Linked DNA regions of Homo sapiens: region 1 is linked to region 2. A link is a contact called in ENCODE Hi-C data. All regions are on one chromosome and are shown on one strand. The core of a region is the stretch at or near the end of the contact, and the rest is flanking DNA. Distances in the headings are between cores, read along the strand shown.

The links. Hi-C counts contacts between places; a loop is a spot of excess contacts on that map. Pooled maps may share reads with other maps.
Region 1: a loop to region 2 is called in a map of CD8-positive, alpha-beta T cell, with 17 times the contacts of the local background. The contact joins the promoter of NME7 here to the promoter of POGK in region 2. A Hi-C loop is called at or near these places in 2 of 168 maps with a recorded cell type or tissue (both CD8-positive, alpha-beta T cell), 1 of 37 single-sample maps with no recorded cell type and 12 of 50 pooled maps.

The regions. Positions count from the first base shown.
Region 1 is chr1:169,365,136-169,370,404 of GRCh38, forward strand. NME7 (NME/NM23 family member 7) reads right to left here and starts at 2,662. Exons shown (of 12, transcript NM_013330.5): 1 at 2,573-2,662. The coding sequence starts at 2,575. BLZF1 (basic leucine zipper nuclear factor 1) reads left to right here and starts at 3,060. Exons shown (of 7, transcript NM_001320973.2): 1 at 3,060-3,207; 2 at 4,338-4,415. The coding sequence starts at 4,388. RefSeq lists enhancers at 2,499-3,698, 2,638-3,139, 2,802-2,881, 3,140-3,639.
Region 2 is chr1:166,836,402-166,842,069 of GRCh38, forward strand. It overlaps POGK (pogo transposable element derived with KRAB domain), which reads left to right and starts at 3,074. Exons shown (of 6, transcript NM_017542.5): 1 at 3,074-3,203; 2 at 4,554-4,687. The coding sequence starts at 4,556. RefSeq lists silencers at 2,830-3,259, 3,360-3,599.

The sequences.
Region 1 (5,269 bases), core at 1,412-3,911, 2.5 Mb after region 2:
TAGACAACTGACTCAGCACAGGAAGACAGTTTGGAAACACCTATAAATTCATCCCCAACCAATCAGCAGCGCCCATTCCCTACCAACCTGCCCACAAAATTATCCTTGAAAACCACAACTTCCAAGCTGTCAGGGAGGCGGATTTTAGAAATATTTCCCATCCTTCCACTCAACTGCCTTGCCTCCATTAAACTCTTTCTCTGCTGCAACTCCTGCATTCTCAATGTTTGGCCTTTCTGGGAAGTGGGCAAGAAGAACACGTTGGCCTGTAATAGGAGAATAAATAAGTTTGGCAAGCAACAAGAGGGTGCAAGTATTCTGTGTAGAAGGAATTGCAAGTGCAAAGTAGAAAGAGGAGGCATACTACCAGTTTGAAGTTGCTTGGTATGTTCAATGAAAAGCAAGTAGCTAAAAGGCAAGAGAATTTTTTTTTTTTAAGTATGGAAAGGGAAAGGCAAAAGCTAGACAGAAAAGTGCTTGTTCATGGAGGAACTTGTGTGCCATTCTAGACATTTTACTGTAGGAAATAGGGAATCTAGAGTTTTAAGGAGGTGAGTAAATCAACAGGTTGGGTTTTTAAAAATTCCTTCTTGTGGCAGAGAAAATAATGGATTGGAGAATTTCCAGACCAGACTGTAAAAGTCACTATTAAAATAATCACGAAATGAGGAGATGACAAACTAAAATTTGATCTAGTGAACAACTGAATATGGGAGAAATAGAAGAGGGAGGAATGTAGGATAACTCTGATTTCTAGTTTAGGTTATAATATAGTAGTAGCATTATTTAACTTGGTGAAAATAGGAGAAACCAGGAGGAAAGATAGCAAGTTCAGTTTTGGTCATATTAAGTTTGAAGGACATTTGAGACAGATGTGTCCGGGAAGCAACTGAGTTAGGCATTAGTAGATCTGAGAGGAAAATTGAAATTTAGAAGCAAAATCAAAGGTGTTAGTAGAATCCATGTGAGTGGACAAAATCACCCAAGGAAAATGTCTAGACTAAGAAATGAAAGTAATCAAGGAGTTAATTCCAAAGAATGACATTCAAAAACCAGGCACAGCCAGTAAAAGGAATTAATGACTATGAACCTCAGTTGTCACAAAGAGACTAAGTAATGTAAATTTTGAGAAGTAATTACTGTATTTGGTATTTAAAAGGCCATTAGAAACTTAAGCAAGAACAACTTTCTTGAAGCCATTAAAGAAGCCAGACAGAAGACTTTTGTCTGTTTGATATAAGTAAAAATAATATCCTTTCAAGAAGTTTACTGATAGATAGGAGGACTAGGAAATAACTGGATAAACACAGGATGGAGGACATGGTTTTGCTTTATTTAATTTTCATAAGATGTGTGACTTGAGCACTGAAGAGAAGAAACTGGAGAGGAAAAGGCTGAACGCACAGGAAAGAAAAAAACAACTGGAAGCGAAATGTAACAGATGGAAGCAAATGAGATCAAGAGCAAAGATGGATGGATTATCCTTTAATATCCCTTTCTCTACACTAGAAATACAAGACTAAAGGCTCGGCAAAAATATAGAGCAATGTGTAGGTTGGGGGCATGAGGTTGAAGAAATGGCCTGTTATACTCCATCATGTTTAGAAAGGAGAAATGAAGAGGGCAAAAGACAGGGTTTGTAAAGGGAAGGTTTGAAAATGTCTTCACAGAGAATGGGTCAGGGGAAAACTGGGGTAACCAAAAGGATTGCTGAGTAGTATGAAGAAACAAGGGGTGGTGGGTGAGGGCTCTGTTTCTAAATTCATAGCTATAACTATCTAAAGATCTTTCTATCCTCCAGTCCGTTATCCATAAGTGCTTAAAAGATATGGTAGTTAAGTGAATTAACTAGAACCCTCTCAAACATAGGGGTGAATTAAAATAACCTATAGGCTTATTTAAAATGCAAATACCGAGCTCCATTCCTTTCATTCAGAATTTCCAGGGGTGAAGCCCAAACAGTGAATTCCAGAAGCTCTCCAAGCAATCCCAGGAGAAATTTCTGTTTAAAAAAAAAAGAAGAAGAAAGAAAAGAAAAGAGAAAAGAAAAGCAAGCACAGACCTAGAAGGTAACCAACTGGATAGAAGAGCGCTGATCCAACATACACCTGTTAATGGCCCTCGTGGGGGCGTGGGGCAGTGCTCTGCCACTCAGAAAAGCAAAAAGACTCCAAGATCTAGGGAGATTCAGATCAGTGTTGAGACAGTCACATACACACCACCCCATACTCTTAATAAAGCGCGTTAATGTGAATCTGTGAACATGAAAAATGCCATGATGAACAATGCAAACACATAATGTTTGTTCAAAACAGGTTATTAGACTCGATGCCTTACCCTAAATTTTCTGTTTCATTACTCTAGAGACTTAGTAACATTAGTGGAATTCAGGGTGCTGTAAGAAATACGGAGAGCGAGGAGACTGCAGGAACAGCCCGTGGGAAGGGGGAAAGAGATAACGGGGAGAAGGTCGGGAGGACCGGACAACTTTAAGTGCCCATCCGCCCGAAGACTTGGAAAGCTAAGTAAGTAGGACCCCAGAGCCGTTCTTCTGGCATCCCCTGGCACTCACCATTGTCTCAGGATCTCAGCACTAGAAAATAGGTATCGTTGAGACAGGAAGACACCACCACCACCACCATCATACGGTTACTCAGGCAACAAAGCCCCGCCCACTGTCGCACGAGGCGTGGGACGCCACCGCCCCACCTCTTCGTCCTTAGTGGCTGGGAGTAATCTCAGCTGCGTTCATCCAATCGACAGACCCGCCCCTCCACGCTGTCGCCTGGGGCTACGAGACGCCATTATTCTGTTTCCGGCAGTTTTACTTCCGTTTGTTTAACAGCTGGCCCGGAAGTTTAAGTGAATATGCGGCTTGGGCTCCAAAAGTTGCTGTACGGTATTTTATTTTAAAGTAGAAATCTGTCCGCTTTTCACTTACGGAGGCCTTACAGTGTGTGTTCTGTGTTACTTGAGTTTATACGCACTGCAGAATTTGTTTACCCTGCTCTTTTGGAAACGTATTCCGGAAGCGAAACCCTGAGTAATCGGAAGTGGTTAGGAGTGAGAGAGCTGCTGGATATGCGGAGGGACTGGGCGGGTCGGCTTCCGAATGGAAGAGGTCTGTGAGAAGTTAACCTGGTGATACCGATCCGAAGAGCCTATCAAGTGAAGCCCCCTGAAATACGGAGAATAAGAATCTTAGAGGTAAATCCGAGGACAAGCAGGTATAACTAAGGATGTTGGAAAGGGACGGAGGTCTGGCTGGAGCTCGGTGGCCAGTAGCTTTGGATTTAGGGAAAGATTGTTCCGGGAAGACTTTTTCAGACAGGGATGAAACTTAGGTTTCGACTTCCCCGGACAGCAAAGTTGACAGGCTTGTCGCTTCCCGGCCTATCGCTTTCATACCTGCTCACTCCCCCTACTTACTTCTTCACCCCCTCCGCTTCATTTGGCATTTGCCAGCAGGCACTCGCTGTGCCTGTACGTTTCGCAGAGCAGCTATCAAGGGCAGTTTCAGGGATCGTTACTCTTACGAAGGGTTTTTTGGATACCTCTTTTCGGAGCAGTAGAGTGTAAGTGTAGAAAAGTTTGTGACTGTTAAGAAAGTTAGTCGTCGGGTTCACTAATTGAACTGAGTTGTATCTAGTACTGAGAACGATCTTTTTTTGTAGTGAAACCAGTTGTCATCTAGTGTACAGTTTGTCATATTTATATCATTGCAGTAGCATCACCTTCTTATATGTTCTCTGGTAAATCTGAGTCTGTACTGTAAGACAATGTATACATTTCTGAAAGCATGGGCTCGATATGTTTCTCTTTTTACTTTTGGAGCTACACTATTTTAATTTTAACTTTTTATTACCAAAAAAGTATAAATTATGTTATCTTGAGTAATATTTTTTGTCGTTTGTTAAACATCTAAACAGAAGCTCCTTTTTGATATGTGTGTGTGTGTATACAAATTGTGTCGGTATGTCTCCTAAGAAAGTAATTACTTTAAAATTCCTCTTGTCATATGGATGACAAAACCACCACAGTAACTTCATTCCCTTTGCTTGGCTAAAATTCAGGACATACTTCTGACAATTTAGAGTGTATTGGTGAGGATGGTGAAACGGAGTATTTAGAAGTAAACCACCCCTAATTTTTTTTTTTGAGACTTTTAGTAGACATAACAATGCCTTCTGTGAGAATGGGATATAAGGGACATTTCTCTTTCTAAATGCATGCGTACTAAATACAGAAGCAATTAAAATATCATAACTTTTAAATTGGAGGTACTCTATGTGTTTATATGATATTTTTAAAATTATTTCATATGCATACATTTCTAGGTTGTTCAGCAGAAGTCTTGGAGTGCATTTTCAGTGGTTAAGGTGAAAAAATGACTACTAAAAATTTAGAAACCAAAGGTAAGTGGCTTTTTTATAATTGTTTTTAAAACATGACATTTATGACGATGTGAAGGAACGTTTGAGCCAGATAACTAGATCTCATGGACCCCCTTGGGAATCATTTGTTATTTCAGATCCCTTTATGTTTATTTTTTAGTGCAGTGTTTATATTTCAGTACTTTAGATGTACAAGTGAAATTTAACATCATTAGTTAGAATTTATTAGGTGACTACTCTTAAACATTTAATGTTAATGCAAAGTTTTTAACAGCTATATTCCCTATACACTAGAAGATTACGATTTAAATAAGAATACACATTTTAAAGATTTAAGTAGATAGACAAAGCAACTAGGGTGTATCAAAGATCTCTTTCATGTTGTATTAGTTTGCTGGGGTTGCTGTAACAAAGTACCACAAACTGCATGGCTTGAACAACAAAATGTATTCTCTCAGTTCTGGAGGCTAGAAGTCCAAGATGAAAATGTCAACAAGGCTGTGCTCCTTCGGAAGGCATTAGAGACACTCTCCTAGCTTCCAGTGGCTTGCTGGCAGTCTTTGGTGCTCCTTGTCTTGTAGACGTACCACCCTTATCTCCGCCTTCATATTCACATGGCATTCTCCCTATGTGCATGTTTCTGTGTCTAAATTTACCCTTTTTATAAAGACAGCAGTCATATTGAAAAAAGGAACCCAGTCTACTCCTGTATGATTTCATCTTAACTAATTACATCTGCAGTGATCCTGTTTCCAAATGAAGTCTCATTCTGAGGTAGTGGGGGGTTAGTACTTCAACAAATAAAGATTTGGGGGACACAATTCAACCCCTAAATTGCTAAATACAGTAGTCACTTTTTAGTCCTAGCTGATTTG
Region 2 (5,668 bases), core at 1,824-4,323:
AGAATCCCAGGAAAGAGAAAGATACAGTCAGCAGTGATGCTCCTTCCCCATTTGGTTCTCTCCTCCTTTCCTCCCCATCTAGGATTTCCTTGTCCACATACCTGAGGATATGTACCACAAAATGGTCAATTCTCCTTCTCCTGCTTCAGAGCAACTCCTTGAGGGCCAAGACTGGGAGCCCTAAGGCCAAGGTTGCCTCTTGTCATCATCTCAATAAGCTACACCCTTAAAATTGCTCTATAACAAGGCACCCCAGAACTCAGTAGCTTAAAACAACAATAATCTCTTCTAATGGTCACTGGTCTTCATATTAGCAAGGATAGCTCTGTAACACATGCCTCCTTCTGATGCCTAAGTTGGAGGGGCAGTGACTACTTAAGCATGCTTTTGTCATAGCAGAGATCAAAAGCTCCCAGAGGTGCAAAGAGAAACTTCTGAGGCCTCTTAGGACTCAGGACTCACACACAGTCACTTCCTCCCACATTCCATTGGCTGAAGCTCACCATAGAAGCAGGCCAAGTGAAGGTGCATTGAAGTACATTCTGCACATGACACTTCAGCAAAGGTGTGGCTTATAACACTACCACAGGGACACAAAGTACCAAGACTATTACTTCAGTCTACAGCGGTCCCCGAGGAACAGACGTATGTGGGCCCGTGGCTATATTGACCTGGCCATGGGGCCTCTGCTGAAGGAAATCAGAAATGTGTATTCACCAGGGAACACTACAGTTAGAAATGAGTATTTTGTAAAATTTGAGGCTCTTTGGAATTCCTATAGTTTGGGTACTATAATAATTCAATAGGAGGAAGGATGAAGTCAGACCAACAGCATCATTAAAGAACTATTATGTTGATTAAATGGATGTTCGGCTGATATTAGCCACCAACTAAGAGAAACTCATCCTATTGAATTACCAGAGTAATGCACTGTCTCAAAGACTGGCTTCAATCACTCCCCATTCAGACTCAGATAAAGTCTTATGGAGAATGGGAACAATAACAGAGCTGAGAGAATGTTAGGACAATATATGGTTCAACTCTCTTTTTGCAGATGAAACACCAGCAAAGAGAAGCACAATGACTTAGAAAACCACTTAAACATGAGTCTGTAGTGTATTGTGCCTAGGCCAGCACGTTGCTCCTAGAGTAAGTCTTGTTAGCAATTACAGACCCGTAAAAAGGTGGATCCTCTAAGATCCTCTAACAGTAATTGAGATCATGGGGCTGTGGGCTCAAAGTCAAGAATTCGGGTGGGTCACTCTTAATTTCTTCCCAGGGACACCTAATCCAAGCCCATGAGAACATTAGGGCTCTCAGAGACTAAAACTCTAACATAGTAGGGTTTTTCGTGTGTGTGTGTCTGTGTGTGTGTGTGTGTGTGTGTCTATCTCAAAACTGTATTAATTTCTTTTCTAAGATGCTGGGGTGCCAGCAACATCCCTATTACTCTTCTCCCTTCCTAATGTCCTCCTCACTTTCTGTTTGAATCTGCCATTTCCTCAGAAAAATTAAGAGGGCAATGTCAATCAATTCAAACTAACATGTCACTCCTGTTCTACAAATACTTACTTTTACACAAAAATAATTGTTCATTAAAACAAAAAAGTAAATTCTAGCCTCCCTCCCAATATTTGAACGATCTTTTCCACCCACAGATTAGATCTTCTACGGTCTTGGGTTGTCACCGTGATTGCACTTCCAAGATGTGTACGTTATGTCATGCTACATTTTACGTGTTAAGAGCACAGTGCACAGTGACCTCTCCCATGACTGAGAGAAGTAAAATTCACATGTAAGTAGTAGTGGCCACAAAAACTTGGAAAGACAGGTCTTTTCCAACAGATATTCAGGTCTCAGAGACAATCTGAAGAGTTTGACGGACTCTTTCCTTGACCAAAGTTTAATCAGGCTTAAGTCCTCTTCTTCAGCAGGCCTCCACCCTGGTCCCCTGACCACTCACCCCGAACCTTTGGCCTGCCCAGCTCTATTTTAGCAAGAACCCTGCTAAGTTAGGTTAGAGAGAAATCACCACCCTTGATATCTGATCACCCTGGATATCTGATCAAATTTCTCATTCCCCCACCCTTGATATCTGATCGCCCTAGCCTGCCTTCAGCAAGAATCCTGTTAAGTGGGTTCAGCAAGAATCCCTCTAGGTGCTTGATGTCTCGTATCAGTAACTTTCCATCTACTGACCCCTTCGTTCTGCTCCTTGGCTATACATCCCCAGCTGTCCTTACTGTATTCCGTGTTAGACCTCATCTCTCCCCCCAGTGTGATCATCTTTACACCTATAGCAATAACCCTGTATAAAGTCTTCCTTACTGTTTTAACAAGTGTCAGAATAATTTTTTCTTCAACAAGTTCTCAACAAAAACCCATACCCAGAATCTTTTTCTGGAATGAAAAGGGCTTCAGGGCTTCTCAGGTCACTTTTGTTGTATTGCCCACAGAGCTGAGAGTAAACAACTCCTTTGGACGTTTTGGAGAAGAAAGGTCCTTCTATACACCCACTTCATCCAAGGAATTACATGCTTGGGATATTAAGCAACAGCTACAAAAATCAGGAAGTTCCTTCTCCATGTATATGACGAAGTTCTGGACAGGAGCCCGCTGCCAGAATACGAATACTCTTCCCCAAAGACCCCTCCTCATGCCCCTACACGCTCTTGCCGGTCTAGCCTTTCATTGCCTGAAGCACGGCGAGAACGCCTGGAGAGCTCGTCCAAGCAAGTGCAACCCGCTGGTGACTGCAAATGAGCACATGGAACTGTGCGCCCACGCTACGCTCGGTTAAAATCAATCTGGGCTCTTCCTGCCTCGTCCACGCCGAGGTCACACGCAGCACTGGAAGCGGCCTGCATCGGGCGGGGCGGGGAAGGCCGAGGGCACGGCTACCCAGGCCCGCCAGGGACTGCCCGGACCGGCCGGAAGCCGCGCCTAGAGGAGGGCCCCGGAGCTCGCGCGGGCGCCGTCCCCCGGCGCCGCCGAGGCCTGCTGACATCAGCCGCGCTCCTCCCCTCGCCTCCCAACACCCTCAGCTCCGGGCCGGACCCTCCCTCCTCCCACCACGTGTCCTCCCCGCTCCCTCCCGAGGGGCCGCGCGCACGGGAGGACGGAGAGGCGGAAAGGATGGCGCTGTGACAGCCGGGCCGGAGCCCTCGCGTCCCCACCCCGCGCCCTGGCCGCTGGGCCCGGCGGTGAGTGCGCGCGGGCGGGGGCGGCGGCGGCGCGGCCCCTCCCCCGGGTCCCGGGCGGCTGGGCCGCGGCAGAGGCGGGGGCGCCGAGGCTGCGCCGCCGCCGCCGCCGCCTTTGTTGCGGGCCCGCCGGGGAGGCGGGCGGCGCCGGCTCTCGCCGCCCGGCAGGTGCGCTGGGGCCGGGAGGGGGCCAGGTGGGGAGGCGGGCCGGGCGGAGGGGGCAGCGGAAGCGCTCCCGGCGCGGTTCCGCGGAGAAAGGGAAATGGGGCAAGATGGCTGGAGAAATCCGAACGCGCCCGGGGGCGCGGCGGCGGTGGCGCAGGCGGGGCAGGGCGGGCGGCGGCCCTGGTTGCGGCACCTTAGCGCGGGGAGGCGGCCCCTCCCACCTCTGCCCCGGAGCCGGCAGGGAGACCGCCGCCAAGTTCGGGCCCCAGCTGCAGGCATCTGAAGCCTAGACCCATCCATGCCGCGTTCGCCTATCTTTTTTGGAAATATCGAAGGAACCGACTTTGAACTCCAGAGGGATCTTTTCTTTGGAGGTTCCCCGATGCAGCCCTCAAGATGCATCCGCACTCCACACCTAGGAATTGCCCGCGCCCATAGAGGGCAGGAGTGCGGCCCTTTGTACTGGCCAAGAGTCAGCGAATAGAGAATTTGCAGCCCAGAGGCAATGGGTTATTTCCCTGTCGGGGTGGGCCCCAGCCGATTTCTGCACCTTTTTGGGTATCCAGGCATAACCCTCACTATGTTTCACTGACTCCTGCGTTTGCAAAGTCCCTTAAGGTAGAATGACCCTATTTTCTGAACCAGCTCGTGGACAGAACCTTTGAATTTGGAAAATCCAGGCAATGGGCCTACTGAGCCAACCGCTCCGCCCATGCTTAACTGGCTTCTAGCACCCATTCCAGTTGAGTAAGTGTCCAATCTGTGTTCAGACACCTTCACTGATAGGAAATCAGCACCTTTCCCCTGCCTCTGATTCCTGTTTGGGTGGCACTGGCTGTGAGAAAGTACTGCCTTTCTCACTGCTTAAAACCTTTTCCAGGAGTATTTATCCACTGGCCGGCCTCTGTTCTGCCGTCCAGTCTCTACAAACCAGTCTGGGTTCTCTTCCCCAGATAGCTTTTTAAATATTTGAAGGCAGCCAGATACGTTATCTACCCACAGCCTCTCTTATCATAATTAAACATGTCACCCTGTAGCTTCCTGGCCGACTCTTGTTTCCTTACTTCCCTCCAGCGGGAACAGTGCTTGGGGCTAAAGAGGTTTGTATGTGGCTCAGCCTCCCCCATCATAGGCTTTGGGGAGGTCACAGTGACACCTGGTTTTTCTGAACCTGAATCTTGCTTGCAGAGATGGAGTCCACAGCCTACCCTCTCAATTTGAGCCTGAAAGAAGAGGAAGAGGAAGAAGAGATTCAGAGCCGGGAACTAGAGGACGGCCCGGCAGACATGCAGAAAGTACGAATCTGCTCTGAGGGCGGATGGGTAAGTAAGAAGGTGTGGAGTCCACACAGCCAGCAGATGCAGGCCTGAGAGCCCAGCTTGCTTTAAGTCTCCTCCTCAGACAGACGTGGGAAGTAAAAATAGCCCAGCCCGGTGTGTTTGCATTCCTGAGAAAACAGCTCTGTGGCTTTAAAAGGCAGTGCAAAGAATGGAGGAGGTGTTATGGAAACAGTCCCTCAGCCATGTAGCTTGTCATCGTTCAATTGGAAGTCCTAGAAGCCAGGACCTTGTCTCTCTCGTTCACCCACTTATCCTGCACTGCGTTTGATGCCAGGCACATTGTAGGCACCAAGTAAATGTTTGTTGACTTACTGCTGGTTGAAGGGAACCATTTTAAATAAGACTCGAGTCATTGGGTTGACATGAGAGGTTAGGCTAGTTGGTTCTGTGTGAGCACCTCTTACCACAGTTGACACAGGAGAGCTGCCTGTCCAGCTGACCTGGATAGAAATGGTGGGCAGCAGGGAATACAGAGATTCAGGGTATACACGCAGAATAGTATGATAGAGGTCGGTTTATACAAATGCAAATGCAGTAGATACTTATAGTTACAGATAGTTATTCACCGTAGTTACTGGACTTCGTGGTAATTAGGCATGAATAGTAAACATTTTAAATAAGCAACAAATTGACATTCCTTTTCTCTGCTTATTTTCCGTTGTGTATAAACATTGTCAGTATACATAGTATCCTTTGCTTCCATGAAGAGCCCCTATCCATACAAGCATGGTACTTCTAAATTGTTCCCTACCAGAGGAGAGAACTGGGATGCAGAAAGATTATCTGCCTTGCCCTAAGGTTACACATGAACACTGACATTTGTTCTTCAAAACAGGTCTCCTGAGCTGCACCCTTAAAAGTAATGCATTTTACCATATGTATGCTATACCTTAATTTAAAAAAAAAAAAAACAGTGCAACCACAGGCTCTCAGTTTGCCAGTCTAGCTGTGGACACCGCGCTG